Linked DNA regions of Homo sapiens: regions 1 and 2 are each linked to region 3. Evidence: chromatin loops called from intact Hi-C (ENCODE). Cell type or tissue: PC-9. All regions are shown on one strand.

The links. Peaks named below come from ENCODE experiments on the same cell type or tissue, not always from the same donor. Only the 100,000 strongest peaks of a DNase experiment are listed, where the experiment ranks them.
Region 1: a loop joins it to region 3, with 5 times the contacts of the local background. A loop is called at or near these places in 13 of 110 quality-filtered maps.
Region 2: it touches region 3 in a loop (5-fold over the local background); 7 of 110 quality-filtered maps call a loop at or near these places.

Annotation. Positions count from the first base shown.
Region 1 is chr12:127,121,417-127,129,416 of GRCh38, forward strand. The region is part of intron 2 of LOC107984449; the gene reads left to right. Among named protein-coding and RNA genes, the nearest start is that of LINC02405, 65 kb to the left of the region's middle. RefSeq lists enhancers at 4,390-5,589, 4,455-4,524. In PC-9, no CTCF peak of the experiment used is centred here; a DNase peak (open chromatin) is centred at 4,705; H3K4me3 peaks cover 610 bases; H3K27ac peaks cover 4,422 bases.
Region 2 is chr12:126,933,435-126,941,434 of GRCh38, forward strand. The region is part of intron 4 of LINC02405 (long intergenic non-protein coding RNA 2405); the gene reads right to left. Among named protein-coding and RNA genes, the nearest start is that of LINC02372, 63 kb to the left of the region's middle. In PC-9, no CTCF peak of the experiment used is centred here; a DNase peak (open chromatin) is centred at 3,307.
Region 3 is chr12:127,289,753-127,297,752 of GRCh38, forward strand. It overlaps LOC124903050 (a long non-coding RNA gene), which reads right to left. Exons shown (of 3, transcript XR_007063523.1): 2 at 665-817. Among named protein-coding and RNA genes, the nearest start is that of LINC02376, 9.5 kb to the left of the region's middle. In PC-9, a CTCF peak has its summit at 3,956 (motif pointing left); no DNase peak of the experiment used is centred here; H3K27me3 peaks cover 126 bases.

The sequences.
Region 1 (8,000 bases), 170 kb before region 3:
TGAAAATAGTTTTCCCAACATGTCATTTAAATTTTAGTTTTGATTTTGGTCTAATGTGATAAACAGATATTTTAAACTGTTTTGTAGCTAAGTTATTTTTTATGGTTTATTCTTTAGCTTGTATGATACAGAAGCCTTCCTTGCCTATACATCACATCAATATTCACTTCTGGGTTTCTCTCTGCTCATTATAGGGGATTTCATTTTGACATGACAACTAATGCATTTTGTGGCACTAAAGCCCATAAGGTTATCCTTCTCTCATTCCATTAAGACCAGGGGGTCTTTATTGCTTCACAAAGGAAGGGCAGTTAAAAGGGAAATAAGACACGGAAATATGGGAGTGTGTGTCGCTGAGAAGGGTCCCGCTTTCAGCCTTCTATCTTCCCTCAACAATCCTGAGCCTTTACCTGGTATGTCCCAGGACAGAAACAGAGTCCTGCTGTCTTTCCCAGGGAATGTCATGGAGGGGTGCCAAGGCTTCAATAATTTGTTCTAAAAATGGCTTTGGAGAAAGATGTCATGATGTGTTTTTAGCTAGTTGCGCCTGAGACAGCTACAGACTTTAATCTCATCAAGTGCAGTGACTGGAGCAGCCAAATATTTTTCATAAGAAAAATGGGCAAGAAATGACTGCAAGAAAGCCCAGGAGGTATATGCTTTCTCATCAGGGCAAAGACTGAATCCTCAGCACTGTCTAAGCTGTCACATAATACATAGACATAAGTCCTGGACCATTACCAGAGAGAGACACAGAGATGACTGAGAAAACTTAAAATAAAAAAAAAAAGATTAAAAGAGCCCCATCAGGTCAATACCTAGATGTCGGCCTTGTGAGACTGAACAGAGAACCTCGTCATGTCTGCCTGGACTTCTGGCCCCCAGAACCACGAGCTCATAAATTGTAAGCCTCCAAATTTACGGTAAGATCTTAGACAGTATAGAAAACTAATATATAAGTTATTTTATAATGGCTTGACAAGTTGAGGAAGCATTTGCTGTACATCTCACATGAGCTACTTTAGTAGAGCAATACACAGCACTGTCTGATCTCTCTCTCTCTTTTTCAAACACACACACACACACATAATTGATGCAATGCGTGTGTGATGTAACTCCATTATAGGAAAAGAAGGTCTACCTATTTAGAAGCAAGCCTACCCAGAATCCAGATGTTGATTTTTAATACCATTCTCCCATGAAAAGAACCACAGTTTCCTGGGAAAATGACTGATTCTAGGACTGAGACAGAGAATATGTAAAATGAGGCTGGAGCATCTTGTTGTGCCAGAACGTAAGGAAGTGCTCAAAAGAAAAAAAAAATCATTGTTGGGGGTATGCAAAGGTACAAACTGAAAGCGTTCTCAGCAGCCAGTGCTAGACAAATTCATGCAACAAAATAAATAAAATACTTTTGGGTAACCCAAAGTACAAAGAAAATATTCATGAGACATCTTGACATAAATGCTTAAATCAATCAATAGAAGAGAAGAAACAAGTCTCTTGTGTAGAATAATTCCAGGTAATTTATGTAGATTGTCTGCCCTCAAGGAGGTTCAGCATAACTCATCAGTCCTTCAGTGAGGACTGGACCTAAATAACCATAGCCATGGTGACATGTCAGGACAGTTAGTTCTTTTTCATCCTCATTTAGCAAGAGCCCAAATTGTTCTCATCTGTTTCCCATGGCTTCATGGAGTAAAAAAATAAAATTCTAAATATGAGTTTCTTCTCTGCCGTCACTATTAGCATCACTAGTACATACCCTATATGCAATGCTTCAAAGAGGGTTTTTCCCTGTGAGCTTCTGTGGTAGGGAATTTCATTCTCACCATTTTACGATCCAGGAAAGTAAGGTGTGGTTAGAGACACTCGTTGCAAGGTAACTCAGATATTAAGTAGTTGACTTGTGGTTTTCTGGTGGAGGGAAGACCTACCTGTCCCCAGTCCCTCCACACATTGGTTAGGATGCTGAGACCAGTGTTGAGATTGTTGATCCAAAAATGCACATAAAATGTATGTAACAGTTTATTAGTCACAACTGGGACTTTTGGGGACAGCAGGATTGTTCCTAGTACCAATGGAGCCCATGGCTTGAGTGGAGCAGAGGGTGGGGGATAGAGGGTGGGGGATAGAGGGAGGGGAATAGAGGGTGGGGGGTGGAGGGGGATAGAGGGTGGGGGATAGAGGGAGGGGGATAGATGGTGGGGGATAGAGGTAGGGGGATAGAGCATGGGGGATAAAGGGTGGGGGATAGAGGGAGGGGGATAGAGGGAGGAGGATAGAGGGTGGGGGATAGAGGGAGGGGGATAGAGGGTGGGGGGATAGAGGGAGGGGGATAGAGGGTGGGGGATAGAGGGAGGGGGATAGAGGGTGGGGGATAGAGGGAGGGGGATAGAGGGTGGGGGATAGAGCATGGAGGATAGAGGGTGGAGGATAGAGGGAGGGGGATAGAGGGTGGCAGATAGAGGGTGGGGGGATAGAGGGTGTGGGATAGAGCATGGGGGATAGAGGGTGGGGGATAGAGGGAGGGGATAGAGGGGGGGACAGAGGGAGGGGGATAGAGGGTGGGGGATAGAGGGAGGGGGATAGAGGTAGGGGGATAGAGCGTTGGGGATAGAGGGTAGGGGATAGAGGGAGGGGGATAGAGGGAGGGGGATAGAGGGTGGGGGATGGAGGGGGGATAGAGGGTGGGGGATAGAGGGTGGGGGATGGAGGGGGATAGAGGGAGGGGATAAAGGGTGGGGGATAGAGGGAGGGGATAGAGGGAGGGGGATAGAGGGTGGGGGATAGAGGTAGGGGGATAGAGCATGGGGGATAGAGGGTGGGGGATAGAGGGGGGGACAGAGGGTGGGGGATAGAGGGTGGGGGATAGAGGGTGGGGGATAGAGGGAGGGGGATAGAGGGTGGGGGATGGAGGGGGATAGAGGGAGGGGATAAAGGGTGGGGGATAGAGGGAGGGGATAGAGGGAGGGGGATAGAGGGTGGGGGATAGAGGGAGGGGGATAGAGGGAGGGGATAGAGGGAGGGGGATAGAGGGTGGGGGATAGAGGTAGGGGGATAGAGTGTGGGGGATAGAGGGTGGGGGATAGAGGGGGGGACAGAGGGTGGGGGATAGAGGGAAGGGGGATAGAGGGTGGGGGATAGAGGGTGGGGGATAGAGGGAGGGGGATAGAGGGTGGGGGATAGAGGGAGGGGATAGAGGGTGGGGGGATAGAGGGAGGGGGATAGAGGGTGGGGGATAGAGGGAGGGGGATAGAGGGTGGGGGATAGAGGGTGGGGGATAGAGGGAGGGGGATAGAGGGTGGGGGATAGAGGGAGGGGGATAGAGGGTGGGGGATAGAGCATGGAGGATAGAGGGTGGAGGATAGAGGGAGGGGGATAGAGGGTGGCAGATAGAGGGTGGGGGGATAGAGGGTGGGGGATAGAGGGTGGGGGATAGAAGGTGGGGGATAGAGGGAGGGGATAGAGGGGGGGACAGAGGGAGGGGGGATAGAGGGTGGGGGATAGAGGGAGGGGGATAGAGGGTGGGGGATGGAGGGGATAGAGGGTGGGGATAGAGGGTGGGGGATAGAGGGTGGGGGATAGAGGGAGGGGGATAGAGGTAGGGGGATAGAGCGTTGGGGATAGAGGGTAGGGGATAGAGGGAGGGGGATAGAGGGTGGGGGATGGAGGGGGGATAGAGGGTGGGGGATAAAGGGAGGGGGATAGAGGGAGGGGATAGAGGGAGGGGGATAGAGGGTGGGTGATAGAGGTAGGGGGATAGAGCGTGGGGGATAGAGGGTGGGGGATAGAGGGGGGGACAGAGGGTGGGGGATAGAGGGAGGGGGGATAGAGGGTGGGGGATAGAGGGTGGGGGATAGAGGGTGGGGGATAGAGGGAGGGGGATAGAGGGTGGGGGATAGAGGGAGGGGATAGAGGGAGGGGATAGAGGGAGGGGGATAGAGGGTGGGGGATAGAGGGTGGGGGATAGAGGGAGGGCAGCCTTGCCTCTGATTGCTAATGGGAGGCAGGCTGGGGTGGGCTCCAGTGCACAAGTCCTGGCTTGCATGGCTCAACTCCCTACAGTGCTGAGGGAGGCGATGCTGGACTTTCTTACCAGGACAGGTGAGGGTGGGGGCTTGAAAGGGGTCAGGGGCCAACCATTAAAAATGGAATCAGACTCTGTATCACAGCAGTGATGTAGAATATTAAACTCAGCTCTCAGGACACCAAAACCACTAGGGGGTTTCTACCCCACAGCAGCTGCCATATACAACACGGTCATGGAGACACACACAGACCATATGCAGGCAACAGCTTGCATTTTGAATATTACTCACCACTGTGAGTCCTGGGCTGCATCACTCCTCACTGGTGAGCCTGTCTCCTAGGCACTCTGGGGATGATCAAAGTACCTGTATTGTAGGACTGTCCTGAGAAGTAAATGAGAGATGCTTAACTTAGAGCCTGCTGTGTTGTAAATGCATAAACATGGAACTCAGTTAATCATCATTCACTCAACAGCATCGGTCTATCTTCCTGCCCACAGGGTTCTGCATCCAACCTCAGGCAAAGGTGCAAGTCATGGGGGTTTCCCAGTGAGTGGAATGGCCTGATGGGCGTGTCATCTCTACTCCTCCATGGCTGGGAAATGTGGATGAGTCATTTGCTTAGCAGGACTTTACTGAGCACTTTGTGTTTTTGTTTTGTTTTGTTTTTGTAATTGTGTGTGCTAGGCACTGTTCTAGGTGCCACAGACACAGCATGAAACAAGATAGGCAAGATTCCTGCCTTGGGCAGTGTACATCCCAGTGGGATGAGTCAGTGATGCCCATATTCACAAATGAATAAGCAAGGTGGCTTAAAACAATATCAGTTTGCTGTCTTATACTTTTAGAGGTCAGAGTCTAGAAATTAGTCTGTGTGGCTGAAATCAAGCTATCAGCAGGGCTGTGTTCCTGTTGGAGGCTCCAGGGGAGCATCTACTCCTGGCTCTGTGTTCCTGTCGGAGGCTCCAGGGGAGAGCGTACTCCTGGCTGTGTTTTCCAGTTTCCAGAGGCCACCTGCAGTCCTTTCCTTAGGTCCCTCTGCCAGCACTCCTGACACTCTAACCTCTGCTATTGTGGTCACCTCTCCTCTGACTCTGACCCTCAGTCCTTCTCCTTATTAGAAAACATGATTACACAGGACTCACACAGATAATCCTGGGTGATCTCCCAATTCAAGGCACTGAATCACATCTGCAAAGTCCCTTTTACAAAATAACATGTTCAACAGCTCCAGGGACTAGCCTATGGACATTTTTAGGAGCCCTACTACACTTGCATATTGCAAAACTTTGTATATTAAACCTATGAAAAATGAGTTCAAATCAAAATCACACATCCAAATGGCCTACAATCTCCAGGAAGATCAGATACATGGGTCAAAAGGAAGAGGCATAGCAATGGAAATTTATATTAATTTGCTCAAACTGACATAACAAAGCTCCACAGACTGGGTGGCTTAAACAGCATAAATGCATTTCCTCACAGTTCTGGAGGCTGGAAGTCTGAGATCAAGGTGTCTGTAGGGTGACTTTCTTCTGAGGCCTCTCTCCTTGGCTTGTAGGTGGCCGTCTTCTCCCTGTGTCCCCACATAGTCTACTCAGTGTCTGTATCCTAATCTCCTTTTTTTTTCTTTTTTCTTTTTCTTTTCTTTTCTTTTTTTGTTTTTTGTGATGGAGTCTCACTCTGTTGCTCGGTCTGATGTGCAGTGGTGCAATCTTGGCTCACTACAATCTCCGCCTCCCAGGTTCAAGTGATTCTCCTGCCTCAGCTTCCAGAGTTCACAGGCACCTGTCATCACATCCAGCTACTTTTTTTTTTTTTTTTTAGTAGAGATAGGGGTTTCACCACATTGGCCAGGCTGGTCTCAAACTCCTGACCTCAGGTGATCCGCTGGCCTCAGCCTCCCAAACTGCTAGGGTTACAGGTGTGAGCCACCGTGTCTGGCCTAATCTCCATTTCTTATAAAGGCACCAGTCAGATTGGATTAGGACCTGCCATAACAACCTCATTTTTATTAAATTACCACTTCTCTAAAGACCCTCTCTTCAAATACAGTTATATTCTGAGGTCCTGAAGGTGAGAAGTTGAACATACGTATTATGAGCACACACAATCCAGCTCATGACAGAACCCAGAGCAGCAGAGTGGGCTGCAGTGACAGGAGGAGGAACTGATCTGTCTAAGGGGGCGACAGCTCCAGCCAGTGGTCACCCCATAGAAATGTGGGCTTCTGAGACATAATAGTCTCCTGGATTTTCAACAGAAGTCCAATGAAAGTTTTCATTTTGTTTGTTTTTGTGTATGTTCTTGCTTACTGTTTAAATAAGCCATCCTGGGTTAGCAACCTGCATACCCAGACTCTCTCTTATCCCTCTGGACACGCTGTGGGAGAAGAGAGGGGGCTTCTTTTCTCCTGCTTTGTCTCCCCTCCCTTCCATCCAGGTTGGTGATGAGTTGTAGAGGGAGAAGATAGAAGATGCAAGAAAGAGGCTACCTGCCTAGGACTGGCATGAGATGGTGCAGGTGCTCTCTGGGCAGGGCACATGTTGAAAGCAGCTGTTTTTGCAAAACATCCCCATACAAAAAAAGGAGTAGAGGCCACCACCCTTGACTCGTCCAGCTCCTACACTGGACTTTGACTTCCATGAGGGCTGCATAGAGGCTGACTTTTGACTCTAACCCCTGGGATGGGCACAAGGCCAAGCCACAGACAGAAGTCAGTAGATACCTGTTAAATTTATGAATAAGTCAAAGAAATGCCTTGGAAAGAGAAAGATGTTCTATCAGGAAATAACCCCCTGAGAAATCTTGCAGGTCTGCACGTGCGCTGAGGCTGAGGGGCCTCTGGGACTTCAGTCAAGGCACCCAGATGAGTCGGTGGCACCCTCTGCCTGCTCTATCTTGATGACAATGAGAGGGATGATCTCAGTTTCCTCTCTGAGCAAGAGAAACACAGATTTTAAAGGATCCAGCAATCTGTGTTGAGAAACTACTTACAAATGACTTGTTTTCATTGGTCTGTATAGGAGTATCAAAAGCTCTTCAATTTCTTCAATAATTTCATCAGAATCCACTAATGAGATAGCTGAACCAAGATATGGGAATTGCAATCAACAAAATCAGGGAAAAGGAAAAGCTCTTTGATTTACTCACATTTGTTCCTTCCTTTTTCTGCAGTCTTATTTGAATGGGGACAGCTAGCTAATGACTATTCCAATTCTGCCAAAACCTGAGAACGATGCCAAAATTCAACTGACAAAATATTAACAAGATACAACTCTAAGGAAAGGTTGGCAATACAATTACATGCACAAAGAGTAAACAAATGCTAGCCTTTCTCTCTAATTGTCGCATGAGAAGACATTCCATGGTTTCAGGCACATAAGAGCTACTTCAGGAATCAAAGGCTCACTAAGGAAGAGCGGGGATTTGTGATGTAATAGGAAACATTTCCAAGCCTTCATTACAGAGCAAGGGAAAACTGAGATTCCTCAAGCATCATGAAACGAGATCTTCCCCGAGTCTAAGAGGAGCCCACTAGAGAGGCATTATAGGCGTTTATGCCTCTCTAGGATGCCAGGCAGGCTTCAGGCTGTAACCCTGGAGGCTGGTGAGGAACCTACAAAAACAGGAGCCCTCAGAGCTGGGGCCAGCTCCTTCCCCATGACTTCCTCCAGGTAAACCCTCTGTGCACCTAAGGCCTGAAAGGCTCACAACAGGGTTAAAATAAAAGCTGTCTTTTAGTGACAGGGTTGAATCTTCAAATGCCTGGTGTGCACAAAACATACACAAACTTATTTGCAAGTAAGCAAAAGTTAGCATCAACAGCCACTGCAGCACCCCGACACAGTACAATAAAGAATATTTGTGCTTCTGAAACAAAGGTGGGAAGTGGATTTCCTGGAATAATAAATTAGTTACTGCATGTTCATCCAGAGAACCAGACCCACCAAGAGCCATTGGCTGCAG
Region 2 (8,000 bases), 360 kb before region 3:
TTAAACTGCATGAGCAGAAGAGCAGCTGATGTGTTTTCTGAGTTTATTCCCAAAAGTCAGACACGCATGTCAAATGTTCTATTTTAAAAGACGCAAAGAAGCTATTTCATGAATAAAATCTGCATTCTACATCTATACACACACTCTTATATACTCCATAGCTTTTTTAAAAATTGTGATTGTTAATGCAAAATTTAATTTGTTTTCTAAATTAATAATGGTTGTTTCTCTAAATTCAGGAAAATGTTATTGGAATTCAGAGGCTATTTTGAAGACAATATAGCATCTTTTAAATGCTGGAAATCCCTCTTTATAAAAGAATGTGTAACAAGGAAATGGAATAGCCTGTCTGCTACCACATGTGATTATTTTGTTAAAAATAAGAACAAAAACAGTTATTTGCTTAACTAAAACCACGTGATAACTTTCAGATAAGTATTTTACTTAAGCTCTATATTCCTTAAAGGAAAAACAAAGTCAGAAGTATTTGTGTAATATCTACATTAGAGTCAAGTCGTCAAGTTTAATATCCCAATTTCTTACCCAAAAACAAAATTTGCAAATACAAATCAATAATCTGTTACACTTACAAAACTGTCTTTAGATTACAAGTTGATATTAAATAACAATTGTATTATTCACTCCTTAAAAATGCATTCAAAGGCCAGGCGAGGAGACTCATGTCTGTAATCCCAGCAGTTTAGGAAGTTGAGGAAGGAGAATCTCTTGAGGCCAGGAGTTCAAGACCAGCCTGGGCAACATAGGGGGATCCTGCCTCTACAAAAAATACAAAAATTAGCCAGGCATGATGGCCTATACCTTTAGTTCCGGTTACTTGAGAGGCTAACGTGGGAGAACTGCTTGAGCCTGGGAGATTGAGGCTATGAGTGTACCACTGCACTACAGCCTGGGTGACAAAGAAAGACCCTGTTTAAAAAAACATGCACTCGGCCGGGCGCGGTGGCTCACGCCTGTAAACCCAGCATTTTGGGAGGCCGAGGTGGGCAGATCAGGAGGTCAGGAGATTGAGACCATCCTGGTTAACACGGTGAAACACCGTCTCTACTGAAAAAAAAAAGAATACAAAAAATTAGCTGGGCGTGGTGGCGGGCGCCTGCAGTCCCAGTTACTCAGGAGGCTGAGGCAGGAGAATGGCGTGAACCAGGGGGGCAGAGCTTGCAGTGAGCCGAGATCGTGCCACTGCACTCCAGGCCGGGCGACAGAGCAAGACTCCTGCTCAAAACAAAAACAAAAACAAAAACAAACAACAAACAAAAAACCAAAAACATGCACTCAAAAGAGTTAGCTCAAGCATCTGGTGGTATCCACTGTATAAAAACCACATTATGATCCAGCAATCCCACCTCTAAGTATGTATCCAAAGGGATGAAATGAGTATGTTGAAGACGCAGCTGCACTCCCACTGTCACTTGTGCATTGTTTACAAATAGCCAAGATATATAAACAATATAATATAGGTAATATAAACATATAGAAATATAATTATCTTTATAATAGAAACACTATAAATTTCTGTCAATGGATGAATGAATAAAACATTGTGTGTGTGTGTGTGTGTGTGTGTGTGTCTGTGTGGGTGTGTCCACACAGGGGAATACTATTAACCTGTAAAAAGAAGGAAATTCTGCCACTTGTAACAACATAGATGAACCAGGAGGACGTATGCTGAGTGAAATTAACCAGACACAGAAAGACAAATAGTGCATGAACTCACTCCTCTGTGGAATTTAAATAGTCCAGCCCATAAAAGCAAAGAGTAGAATGATGGTTGCCAGGATGTGGGGAGAAGGGGACAGTAAGGGTTCAGTCAGGGGGTACAAAGTTTCACTGCGGAAAGATGAATAGGTTCTGGACATCTAATGTAAAACGATGTGACTACAGGTAACAATACTGTGTTGCATATTTCATATTTGCAAGAGGGTAGCCACTCCATCCATCTGCCAACTTACTAGGTTTTTCTGTACGTTGAGTGTAGAGACTGTTTTGTTCTTTGTGTGTTTAGTGCATCTAATACAGTATTTAACAGAGAGTGGGGCTTGTGTCAGTCAGGGTGGATCAGGTTATGCTAAACAAAATCAAATTACCAGCGGCTTGTAATAACAAGAGAGTATTTTCAATCATGTTCAATGACGAACATGAACTAATGGGGTTAGGAGACTCTGTTCCCGGAGATACTCAGGGAATCAGGATGATAAAGAGTGAATCTTAAGACAAGCTGTCAGATCCACAGTGCAGAGAAGAAGAAAGGTAAAAAGCCAAGTGCAAGCACAGAATGCTTCCAGTTTTACCACCTCAAACATCCACACGCTTGCACCTAAGGAGTCCAATCAGACAATCTCCTGTTCTCACAAGAAGATGGGAACAGTGTATTTGTGCACAGTATTAAGTGGGCTTCGGTGCTCAACAAATACTTGCTGAATGAACGAATTATAGATTACTGCAAAAACCACAATTACTTTTGCACCATCCTAATAATTAGAGTAGGTGCTAACTTCGAATTTAATTATTTAAAAATATATATTAACTATTTTCTCTGTACCAGAAAGTCTAGTAGGCATTAGGTAATGAATATTAAAGAAAATAATCAAATGTCCTAGTAGGAGAAAACTATTATTATGATTCCACCTAGGCTGGATGTAGTGGCTCATGCCTATAATGTCAGCACTCTGGGAGGCCAAGGTGGATGGATCACTTGAGCCCAGGAGTTCGAGACTAGCCTGGACAACATAGAGAGACTCCTGTCTTTATGAAAAACGCAAAAATTAGGTGGGTGAGGTGATGCACACCTGTGGTCCTGGTCACTAAGGAGGCTGAGCCAGGAGGATCACCTGAGCCCAGGGAGGTCAAAGCTATAGTGAGCTATGGTGGTGCCACTGCCCTGCAGCCTTGGTGGTAGAGTGAGACTGTCTCATTAAAAACGAAACAAAAAAACATATCCACGTAAATGAGAACTTTATCACTCACCATTTCATAGTGAATTCTGCAACTTTCAGTTTTAGCAGGTGGTCATAATAATACAAAAATATCTTCGGCCTTTTTGCTGGACCCGTGACAGGGATGTGTGGTTTAGCTGGCCTGCCACACTCACCCCCTTGCAGGAGGCAGCACGTGAGCGAGCAAGTGCAGGGTCCAGCTGGCTGGTCCTGCAGGGCCTGTGGTGGCACCTAGGTGGGGATGCCTGTGGCCCTGAAGCCCAAGAGGAGGTGTTACGGTGCTCTTTTAGTTCTGCCGTTTCTGGATGGCAGCGTGTTGGCAGCTCAGTTGGCTCCTTGCCTCATTGCATGAGTCAGCTGTCCTCTGCCGGGGAGGGCAATGAGCCAGTGTGACAGCCTTTTTGGGTACCCACACTTGGTGAGTCCCAAACTCTTGTCTTGCATTCAAGAAGAATGAGGTCACACAGACAACTGAAGGATAGTGAAAGTGGAGAATTTAACTGAGCAATGAAAACTGCTCTCAGCAGAGAGGAGAGCTGGAGAGAGGATGGGAAGGGCAGGTTATCTTCCCCGAAGTCCCGCCATCTCCTTCAAGGTCCGGCCATCTCTCTCCAGGTCCAGCCATCTCTCCCACTACTGACTGAGTCTGGGGTCTTCCTAGGCACAGGATGGGATTGGGGCAGGCTGTAGGTAATTTTGGAAAAGGCTACATTTGATTGGTAAAAAGGTGTGATTCAGAAAGAACCAATCGGGAGAGAGCGGGCAAACAAGAATAGAAGATCTCACGTTGGGCCAGCGGTTCCAGGCTGATTTTTTATTTGTATTTTTGGCTTGAAGGCGTGGTTTCACTGGGGATCCACCCCCGTCTGCCTAGAATTTCTCTGCCTCCTGCCTCTATGAATAATTTGAAAAGAAGGAATTATATGCGGGACAACATTTTTTAATATGTATAATTTTTATTATTACCAATAAGCAAACCTGTTACTTATAACTTGGGCTCAGCAGTTTTCTGCCCATCAAAATGTGATGAGAAGCTTTGTGGCAGTTGTCATTTTTTAAAAGCACAGTGTCAAATTCATACCCACCAAAACAGAAAGTCTACAGTCAGGCATTTGGGTTTTGAAAATGCTCTCCTATAGATTAAAAGTGCCATAGAGACAAGACACTCTTCTGTCAGTTAGCTACTCTGTCCTCTGTGTGTGGCAGATAAATATTTGTGATTGATTAAAGTGCACTCCTGGTTAATAACCTCTGATAAATGGACTTTCCCCCAAGATCATAAGCAAATGCCACATCATCAAGGGGCCTTGCTGAGCTGCAGGGATGTCAGAAAAGGAAATTTCCTGGATTCTTCTCCCCAGTCTCCATGCAGATGGAGAAGGGCAGGTTGGAAGAATAAGAGGCCTTACGAAATGTTGCTCTCTCACCACAAGAACCTACAAAATAACCATCTTAGTATGTTTATTAAGCCTCCTGACCCACATGGAAGGGCTTAATAAACATACTAAGATGGTGCCCATGACAGCCTGCATTCAGATCCCTTCTGGAGCACTGGAGCATAAGAGGCTGGCAGACGTGTCACATATTTTTTTACGAGGCACTCTGCTGCCTCTGCCCACATCCCACTGCCGAAAGTCAGTCTATGGCCATGCCCAACATCACTAGGAAAGAAAGCACTTTTGTCCCCTGTAATAGCAGAGAGGAGAAGGACTATTTGCTGAATAATCTTCCAGGTGATAATAACAATCATTATCATCATGAGTACTGTCATTATCTGTCAACAATTATTAATCACAATCGTTAGTAAGAGCATCTCTCCTTTCCATCTCACAGCCCTCATCATCTGCTTCGTGCTCCTCTCGTGTCCATTCAGGTTCAGTGGCACTAAATCACTAGTGAATATAAGGGGCAGAAGGAGCAGGTTTTTGCCTTTTTTCTAACATATCATGCAATCTGTCAAAATGGCCAGCTTATAGATAGCCCCCAGGAAATATGTGATGGATGAGTGGATCAATATTGTTCTTAGAATATCCAAAGGAAGTAGAGAAAATACATACATGTGTACTTATATAATTGAGTACATATAGCATGTGTATAGAAATAACATATGTATGTATGTATTGTATGCTTACATAAATGTATATGCCTATATGTATGTGTATATACACTTGTATGTATACATTTTGTATGTATGTTTATATTTATATATAGTGCGTATATATGTATGTATACATGTGTGTTTATATATATGCATGGGTATGTGTATATACATGTATGTGTGTAAACATTTGTACACATATGTGTCTGTCTATAGGTATGTGCACTGTGTGTATATAGGTATGTGTATTGTGTATATCTGTGTGTATATCTGTGTGTATATGTGTACATGTATATGTATGTGCACTTGTGTATGTGTGTATGTATGCATGTGTATATTTATTTATGTGTATATATGTATGCACATATATAATTATGTGTATATATGTATGCATGTGTGTATATATGCATGTGAATGCACGTGTGTGAATGCACACATGTATATGTGCATGCATGTGTATATATCTCTGTGTTTATATAAGTACGTGTGTGTAGATGCATATACATATATTTGTGTGTATGTATATATGTATGTGTATTTGTGTGTGTCTATGTGTATGTGTTTGTGTGTGTGTGTGTTTGGGTGTGTATTAATGTGTTCAATACTGTCAGGAAGTGTTTTATTGCTGGAGTCGGCGTCTCCTTTGTCTGATGTTTTATGATGTCTTAGCCAGGATGGCTGTTAGAACTCAGAAGAAAAAGAGTTCATAAGGAAGGAATGGGTGCTGGGCTTAATACCTAGGTGATGCAATGATCTCTGCAGTAAACCACCATGGCACACCTCCATGTAACAAACCTGCACATCCTGCACATGTACCCCTGAACTTAAAATAAATGTTGGAAAAATAAAAATAAAGAATTGCTTCCAGTGATAATGGTGGTGAAGCTGGTTATGTCTGTGTTGGCTCATGTAACTACCTTAAAACTGACAACTGTGCAAAACTGCTCAGTGCAAAATGAAGAGTTACATGCTGAGAAGGGAGGCATGAGCCACTGATGAGTACAAAACTGCTAATAAAGCTCTCATTTTACCCTTATCTTGTCCTTATGACCTTTACAGAACACTTGTTGCCAAGGATACTTAGGCACATCAATAAAACTAGAGAAGAAAAAGTATGATAAAATATAATAATGGAAAATTAAGTTACCAAAAAAAGCAATTTTCTCCAACAATAATGGGACAAAGACTATAACAGACACCTCACCAAAGAAAATACATGGATGGGGAATGAGCATAAGAAAAGATCCTTTACATCATATGTCATCAGGGAAATGCAAATTAAAACAACAAAGAGATCTATTACACAGCTATTAGAACTGTCAATATCCAGAACACTGATAAAACCAAATGCTAGTGAGAAGGTAAAGCAACAAATCCTCTTGTTATTCATGGTAATGCCAAATGGTACACTCTATTTGGAAGAGAGTTTGGGGCCTCTTAGAAAACTAAGCATACTCTTACTATACAATCCAGCAATCATGCTCCTTGGTATTTACCCAAAAAAGCTGGAAACTTATTTCCACATAAAAACCTGCACATGGATGTTTATAGCAGCTTTATTCATAATTGTCAATATTTAGAATCAATCAAGATGCCATTTAGTGAGTGAATGGATAAATAAACTGTGGTATAGCCTGACCAGGCAATATTAATCAGTGCTGAAAAGAAATGAACTATTAAACCATGAAAATATGTGGAAGAGCCTTAGAAACATACTATTAAGTTAAGGAAGCCAGTCTGAAAAGGTGGCTACATACTGTGTGACTTCAATTATACGACGTTCTGGAGAAGGTAAAACTGTGAAGACAGTAAAAACTTCAGTGGTTTCCAGGAATTGGGGGTGAGAGGGGTGAATAAGCAGAATATAGATAATTTTAGGGCAGTAAAACTATTGTGCATGACACTCTATGAAGGCGTGTCATTTTAAATTTGTCCAAACCCATAAAATGTGCAACACCAAGAGTGAACTCTAACATCAACTGTGCACGCTGGGTGATAATGATGTGTCAATGTAGGTTTGTCAACTCTAACAAACGAACCACTCTGGTGAGGGATGTTAGAAATGGGGTAATCTGTGCATGTGTTGGGGGTAGGGGACATACAAAAAAGCATCCATCTTCCTCTCAATTTTTCTATGAACCTAAAACTACTCAAAAAAATAAAGTAAATTAAACAAACCAACTCTCATCATAATTACTCAGTTTTATCGACTCATCTAATTTTGCATTAACTGCCTCCAGTAGGAACCACTTAACTTGTCTTTATTTTATTTAGAGTTTCTGAATTTTATGTCCTTTGATAGGGCAAAAGAATCTTATACTGTAATGAGAACTCAGGACTCGACAGACAAAAATTGTAAAAAACCAACATGTAGAGTCACAAGGTTCTTGTTCATGATTTCCACAAGTGCTCTACTTGGATTTACATTTTTTAAGCAAAAATAAGTGCATTAGTTCTTTGTTCATTATGGTTCCAGTAGATAGTGCTTACATTTCTTATTAAAACTTTTCAAAGTAGTGCAAAAAAGAAGATGGACACAGAAAAATCGTGCCATATAAATACCCATCATGCCACATAAGTACCCATCAGCAGTTCTGTTTTAAAAAAAAAAGCTATCATTAAGGAAGAAAAAGTGTAAATTACAAAAATGAGGTCACAATGTAACTCATATAAATTGCAGCCACCTGTTTTTCTCATTTCCAGGAGAAAGGATTTTATGTATGCAATGAAGCAACTTTTTTTTGGAGAAAGAAAATTTGCTCTGCAGTCTTCATTACTTAAGCACTATTTAAGTCTCCACAGTCTTGCCTGCCCAGCTCTTGTCACCAGCTAATCAGCAAGTGGACATCTACGGCTACCATAGAAGAAGAATCACACACTTCCCAGAATTAGAGGATCTGGAAATCCACAGTTGCTTTCAAATAAGACATAGTTGAAAGGTCTTGGAT
Region 3 (8,000 bases):
CTTGCTTATCTTGGAGCAGCTCAGCAATAAAATAGCATGCGTTCATTATTCAAGTGAAAGTTTAATTAATTCAGAACTTGTTCCCACACCTTCCTAGACAGCTCCTGATAATGAGCTCTCTGGGCTTTTCTTCCTCCATCTTGTGATGTCACGCTAAATGGACTGCATCTAACAGCATCGATGGGATGAAAATGCATGAGTGCAGGGCAGTGGTTGACTCTGTGGATTCAGGACCTGCTGAAATATCACAACTCTCTCTCCCAATCCCAGGGCCTCTTCTCTCTCCTTGTTGGGGTGAAATTGGTGGTTTTTCACAAGAGTTTTGGAGGTGCGTGGGAAGACTCTCAACTCTAGGGAGTTTGAGGGTTTTAAAAAAAATTTGCATACTTACTCCAGCTAAAGCATTTCATGAATGGCATAGCCAGTGATGCTGAACTATCTATCGTCCTCAACCATACAGCATCACAGGGTCACTCTCCTCCACCAAGGGCAGCCAGGAACCATCCCCTTTTGAGTACTGAAGTGAGCAACAGTGCCCCTGTGGCCAGAGGGGTCCAGATCTTCCTCCAGCTCACAGTGCTGTTGCATGACCCTACCTGCTTTATTTCTCCACGTGTAAAATAATAAAGTTGAGGGCACCTGTCCTACCTGCTCCAAAGCGCACCTGAAGTGAGGTGGGTGAAGAAGCACCTGGCTCAGTGAGTCCCCATCTCTGACCCTCACCAGGTCCTCTTCGTGGTCACGAGCCTGGGACTGTGAATCCACAGAGAAGACAGAGCTCAGCTCAGCATGGCCGCAGCCCCACTGGGAGGGGACTCTGGTAGCAGGTGGGACAGAAGAGGAAACAGTGATCATAGTTTTGCAATTGTAACTTTGTTCATGATGCAGTGTCTTCTAGCTCCTCCCAAATCCAAGCACATCTGGTACACTGACTATCAAATTATATCAAACTGTAGCATGGGATCAAAACATAATGTTACTTCGTCTCTCCCTGCCTCTTTCAAATTTATGAATTGAGCATTTTCTCACTGTTTCTGTATAAAAACCCCAGAAGATTTGATGACCTTTTCCAAACTATTAGATAGTGGACACTCTCCTGGTCAATTGAGGTCATGAAAACAATCTCGGTTTTATAATCAAAATATTCTAAGATGGAGATCAAGACCCTGCTTTTTATCTAACTGCCATCCTTCTGCTTCTTCAACTTGGATCTGCAGCAGGCTCCCCTTCGTCCCTCAAACACACCAAGCTTGTTACTTCCTCAAAGCCTTTAGAGGATGTTAAGAAACAAACCTATTATTCCAGAAGCTAGTAGTAAGGTGTAAAAAACACGTGTTTGGCTGGGCACGGTGGCTCATGCCTGTAATCCCAGCACTTTGGGAGTCTGAGGCAGATGGATCACCTGAGGTCAGGAGTTTGAGACCAGCTTGACAAACACGGTGAAACCCCGTCTCTAATAAAAATACAAAAATTAGCCTGGCATGGTGGCGCACACCTGTAATCCCAGCTACTCAGGAGGCTGAGGCAGGAGAATTGCTTGAACCGAGGAGGTGGAGGTTGCAGTGAGCTGAGAATGCACCACTGCACTTCAGCCTGGGCAACAGAGCAAGACTCTGTCTCAAAAAAAAAATGTGCTTATCTCATATTTTCTGCATGAGCTATACTTCAGCATAGCCAAAGAGTTGGCCAGGCATTTTTTTAAAGACAAATTCTGCCTAAAATTATGAAGGAATTTTAGAAAACCATTACTTTTAAATCTCTGGCAAATATATATATGTATATTTATATATTTAATATATATAATATTATTATTATATATAATATATATAATAATATATTATATATATTATATATTATTATTAATATATATTTATTATTTAATAAATATATAAAATATAAAGATATATAGATATATAAAAAGATATATAAAGATATATATAAAGATATATATAATAATATATATAAATATATATAAAGATATATATATATAAAGATATATATATATAAAGATATATATATAAAGATATATATATATATATATATATATATATATATATATATCCATAGGTCATTAGGGTTTGTTAAACCATTAATAGCAGATGATGACTTTTCAATCACTGGATCAATTTGGCTATTACTGAACCCCCCTGACCAATCAGTATCAGTAAACAGGAGACAGCTTGAGTGTCACACTGTACTGCAATGGAAAGTAAATGCCAGCACCCAACGTGCTCTCACCATGCTAGCTGCTTCCATGTGTCAACTTGACTGGGCTAAGGAATGCCCAGATAGCCAGTAAAATACTATTCCTGCATATGTCTGTGAGTGTGTTTCTAGAAGAAAATATTATTTGAATCAGTGGGTTGCATAAAGATGACCCTCATCAATGTGTGCAGGCATCCTCCAATTCACTAAGGGTCCAAATAGAACAAAAGGGTGGAGGAAGGGCAGGCTTGTTCTTTCTGTTTGAGTTGGGACATCCACCTTCTACTCTGAGATGTTGGTACTCCACATGCCCAGGCCTCAGACTCAGACCAGAACTTATGCTATATCTGTATACAGATATAGATAGATATGTATGTGTGTACACACACACACATATATATACACACACATACACACAACCCATTAATGACAGTATGTGTGTGTGTGTATATATATACTCTCTTCCCATGTGCACACACACACACACACGTTATACACACACATGTTATTAATGAGTTGTCCAGTGTGGCTGCTCTGATGTGTATGGGGCTGCTCCAATGTGGCTGCTCATTAATGGGTTGTCCAGTGTGGCTGATCTGGTGTGTATGTGGCTGCCGCAATGAGGCAGCTCATTAATGGGTTGTCCAGTGTAGCTGCTCTGGTTCTCACATGCCTTACCCTCTCTAAGCTGAGGTTTCTGTACGCAGAATGTTCTGAGTTGGGTCTGGAGATCCTGCAAACAGGACACTAGGAAAGCTGAAGAAGGCCCAGGCTATCTGAAGCTGTCACCTCCCACCAAACCTCCCTCATCCAACCATGTCTTCTGGGGAAAACCTCAGACTCCCAGAGGCTAGACAATTCTGTGGCCCCCCTCAGTGCATCAGTACAGGATGCTTTGAGGCAGCCCCAAAAGACATCATGCCGGTAAGTAGTCTCCTTTCCCTTGAGTATCCTGGGAAACTGGGGGTTGGGACCCCAGCCCTTATTTCTCTGGATCCCCCAGGGTCTCCAGAAGAGAGCCACACCCATCCTAGAGATGTGTCTAGTCAACAGCTAGTAACTGGGGGGACGAGGCAAACCTCTGTGGGAGGGTTCATGGGGAGACAGTGCTCGGGAACAGTGTTGGGGCGTCTACGGAAAACTATGTTCCGATGGCCACACTCAGGGCCCTCTCCACCCCTCACTCCTCGGCACTCCCTCAAGAGCTCCTCTTCTGTTTTCTCGACTCCACCATTCCCAGTGTATTCATCTACATGAAGCCTCTGTCTGTCTTCCTGAACTCTGATTCTCTTCGTTCTAGTACCTGGAGGACCTAAGCCTCGTGTTTCAAGGATCCCATCACTGGGTTTGCCTTCCTTCCCTCGTTTTGTTTTCCAGCATCAAGCTTGGCTCACACCTGTGCTGATCTCCATCCATTCCAGCCTCAGGGTATTTGTGCTGTGATCATGGCTAGGCGGTCTCTTCCCCCTCTCCCACTCCCCACCCCCATCTCACACTCACCTTATCACTGATGCCTCTCATAGTCACACCTGAGATTCCACTCCATCATTCCACAAGTGCCTATGCAATCCTACCATCTCCTGATACTGTGCACCCAACACAGGGTTCTCCAGGAAGAGCCCAGGTGAGGATCCACAAAGCTGCTGCTTGATCCCTGAGCTGCATGCGTAGGATAGCAAAGATGAGGACAAATGCAAATGAGGCAAAGGAAGATGAGCCATGAGGCAGAGCGCTGTGTTACACACCAGCTCCCCCTGCAGGGCAAGCACAGAGAGGCAGCAGCCTGCTCAGCGGGCCATGCATGCACTTGGCACGCAGGATTTCTGTGGGGTGTGGCACCGCCCAGGGAAACCCTGGCTTAACCCTGGCTTAAGGAGGAGTGTTTGTGTGCCCATCTCTCATTTTCTTTTGAACAGAGTCCCTCCATTGGGACTGCATTTTTCTGCACTTTTGGTTCTTCTCATCCAGCCCCTCCAGTGATCTCTCAGGATGCAGAGCCCAGGCCTCTGCGAGGAGGTATTCCACCAGCAAGGAAGAGGCAGAGGTTCCAGAAACTCAGGTGTGCTTTATGCACACCTGAGAGGTGACCATAAAGGAGGCTCAGGGCTTCTAAGGGAAGTGGCTGGTTTTGCTCTCACAGTGACTGCGTCACCTTGGGAGGCGGGGGATGCAGGGTGCAGCCGCAGCCGTCTACACACTTGTGTCCAGAGCCCTGGGCCAGGCACTGTGCATTCCACGGGGCCCATCACAGCCCCTGCCTACATGGGTGGATTCTACTGCAGGCCTGCTAAAGTGTTGTCTTGCAAAACCTCATTGAACTCGTGCGGCAATCCTATGAATGATTCATATTAGTGTTCCCATTTTACAGATAAGAAAACTGAGCCTCCACGACATAAGGAGGTGCCAATTCAGGTACAGCATAGTGCTGCGGGGGATTAAGCTAAGGTTCACTAGAATTCAGTGCCCTCCAAACCAATTAGCCCTGCCTCCTGTGCACATGTATTTCATCAAGTTTGAGATCACACTGTGATCATTTCGCCTGAGTCCCTCAGGGTGAAAGTGCTGGTTCTGAGTGCCTGAACACTTAACATTTCTATGGGGACTGCAAAGTGACTTCCAAATGAATGTGTCAATTTGCACAATGAACATCAGTGTTTTGCTGGATTCTTAATGACAGTTCTCTCACTTGGCTTTGCCCCTCTGGGTGTTCATTTGTAGCATTTCACACACACACACACACACACATACACACACACACACTAAAATCAAAGTGGGCAAGGCATTGCTATCAAAACATGAAACAGTCCATTCAGCCCCGGCCTTCCAAGCACCTTAAATGCCTGAACCCCGCATCCAGCACAGGATGGCCTCCAAGCCTGTGTCCCTGCTTGGCTTCAGGAGGCCGCACTCCCCGCCCTGCAGTGCCTGAGACTGGGCCTGTCACTTTCTGTAAATGCTTGTGCAGTACACAGTCCCTTTTCTGGATTGTGGAACTGCACCCTGGCTCTGTCTCCCTCTCTCTGCCTGCACTCCTCCTGTAGCCTGGATCAGTCTGGACAGCTTCCAAACACGCCCCCTGTGTCCAATCTGGCTCCTATAACATAAGCCACAAGGCATCCAAAGTGGTGATTTTAAAACTTAAATAAGGTCATAACATTTCCCTAATAAAAACCCACAAATGACATCCCAATGGACTGAGAATAAATGCCAAGCCCTCACCTCTCGCTTCTCCTACCTGGCCCTGTGTGTGCTGGCTGTTCATGACCACCTGGCTGCTTCGACCACTTCCCCTTGTGTGTCTTCTCCAGCCATGCCGACTTTCTTTCCCTTCTTCAAACACACTTCACTAGTCCCTACCCTCAACTTCAGGGGCTTCTCTGACATTTTCTGTCCCCCTCTGCTTAGAACACTCTTCCCTAAATTTATTTACGTTGTCAAAGGAGTAGGATGAGATAATGACTGATAGTACTGGACAGTCACCATAGTCCAGACACTGATAGATGTGTTTAGTGCTATGAACTCATCTATTCTCCACAATGATTCTTTGGGTTTGGTGCTATCGTGATCAATGCTTAACAAACGAGGAAACTGGAGCCTAGCGAAGCAACTTGCCTAGTCACACAGCTCTTGGTGATAGAAGGACGACACAGGCCTCAGCTCTGTATTAAATGAGAGTGCAAAAAGAAAGGCCTCTAGTCAAGCTCTGGGGCTATAGAATAGTTCTATGCTGTCCAGTGGAGAAAGAAGGACAAAGAAGGCTGTGAATGAACAGACAGGAGTAGCAGCAGAGCTTCCATGAGGGAGGCAGCGGTCACCTAGATTGAGGTCTGCTGAAAAAGCAATTGTATCTTCAGTTATCTGAGCAACATATGGGTCCCTGGTGACTTTATCATAACTGTATCAGCAACTGGCCGGACTAGCCAGGCTGCTGTGGGGTGAAGAATAATGAGAGGTGAGGAAATGATAACCTCAAATGCAGAAGTCTCTTCTGGAATGCTTTCCTCTAAAAAGGATCAGAGAGACTGTTTGAAGATGGAAAGGAATGTTCTGAGTTGGGTCTGGAGATCCTGCAGACAGGACACTGGGAAAGGTGGGCCCCATCCCAGACATGGCAATGGAACCCAGTTCTATGTAGGAAATGATTGCATCTGTTTTCATGGGGGTGACTGTGAACCTCACAGCAGTACAAGGAGGATTAATTAAGATATTAAGTCAGAAATTACAGATGCATAATACCTGGAATTATGGCTCAGTACATAATGACTCCAGCCCTATCTCTGTAACTCACAACACTGTATTTGAATGTATCTGGACAGATCCTGGAGGTAACTGTAGAAATGCCCTAGATGACTTTCTTTTTTTTTTTTTTTTTTTTTTTTTTTTGAGACTGAATCTTGCTCTGTTACGCAGGCTGGAGTGCAGTGGTGTGATCTCAGCTCACTGTAACCTCCGCCTCCCGGGTTCAAGTGATTCTCCTGCCTTAGCCTCCGCAGTAGCTGGGATTACAGGCACCCGCCACCATGCCCAGCTAATTTTTGTATTTTTAGTAGAGACGGAGTTTCACTATGTTGGCCGGACTTGTCTCGAACTCCTGATCTCACCATGATTTAGTCACTTTGATTTTTTAAAGCTTTATGTATAATAATGAAACATACACATAAGGTAGAAATGACCCAATCCATCGGTAGTTGAATTAACACGCTGAGATACATGCATGTAATTTAATTCGTCAGTAAGAAATCAGCAGAGCACTAATGTACTCGATAGCTGGACCTCAAAAGCATTGTGTTGCCTGAAAGAAGCCAGACACGAAAGGTTAAGTGGCGTTTGACCTCAATAACATGGAGTTCCAGAACAGGCAAAGGCAATCTATGAAAGTGAGGAAATCTGATCATTGCCTGTGGAGTCAGGTGTGAAGGGCGAGAGGGAACTAGTGGGTCATTGTGAAGGGCGAGAGGGAACTAGCGGAGCAGATGGAAATGTGCTAGACTTTCAATGGAGCAATAGTTACACCGACACATGCATTTGTCCAAACCCATCCACCTGTATACTCAAGCTGGACACTTTATCCTATTTAAATTACATCTTAACAAAGTTGACATCTTGTCTTTTTCATTAATTAGCAAAAAGAAATTCCAGGGGCCATATTTTCTCTGTATTTTAAGTCATGCCTCTGCTGCAATATAGTTTCCGCCTTCACACTGGAGCTTTGCTTGCCTATAGTGATTGTAAGTACTCCTGTCAGAAACCAAGCCTGTCGGCCAGGTGGTCGTCAGTATTCGGAATATTTGATTGGCTTCATCTGTCTTGTAGTTTCTGGATCTTCACCATCTGCACAATGGGTTCATTTTTGATGGGAACCTATTTTGCAACAACTGGAGTCTTTTCCTCATTATAAACAAGAGATAAGCCAACATTATTGACCCAGATGAATAGTAAACAGAAAGCAGGGGGTGAAGGGAGCTGTGACTGTCCTGTATCCAGCTGTAGAGGCTCTGTCCACATAGGGTCAGATGGGATGGCTGAATGGTTCTGCATCCCGGATGGCTCACTCACATAGTGGGCAAGTTAGTGCTGGCTCTTTCTGGGAGCTCAGACTGGACACTGGCCGGGGGCCACTTCCTCTTCACATGGGTCTCTCCACTGTCTTCCTCGTGACATGACACCTGCATTTCAAGAGCAGGGATATCAAGTTCCCTTTGGTTTTGAACAACTGGGGATCTGAGAGGAAACTTCATATGAAGAGAGACAGAGAGAAAGGTGCCACCTTGGCAATGGATGAAATTGTAACAACC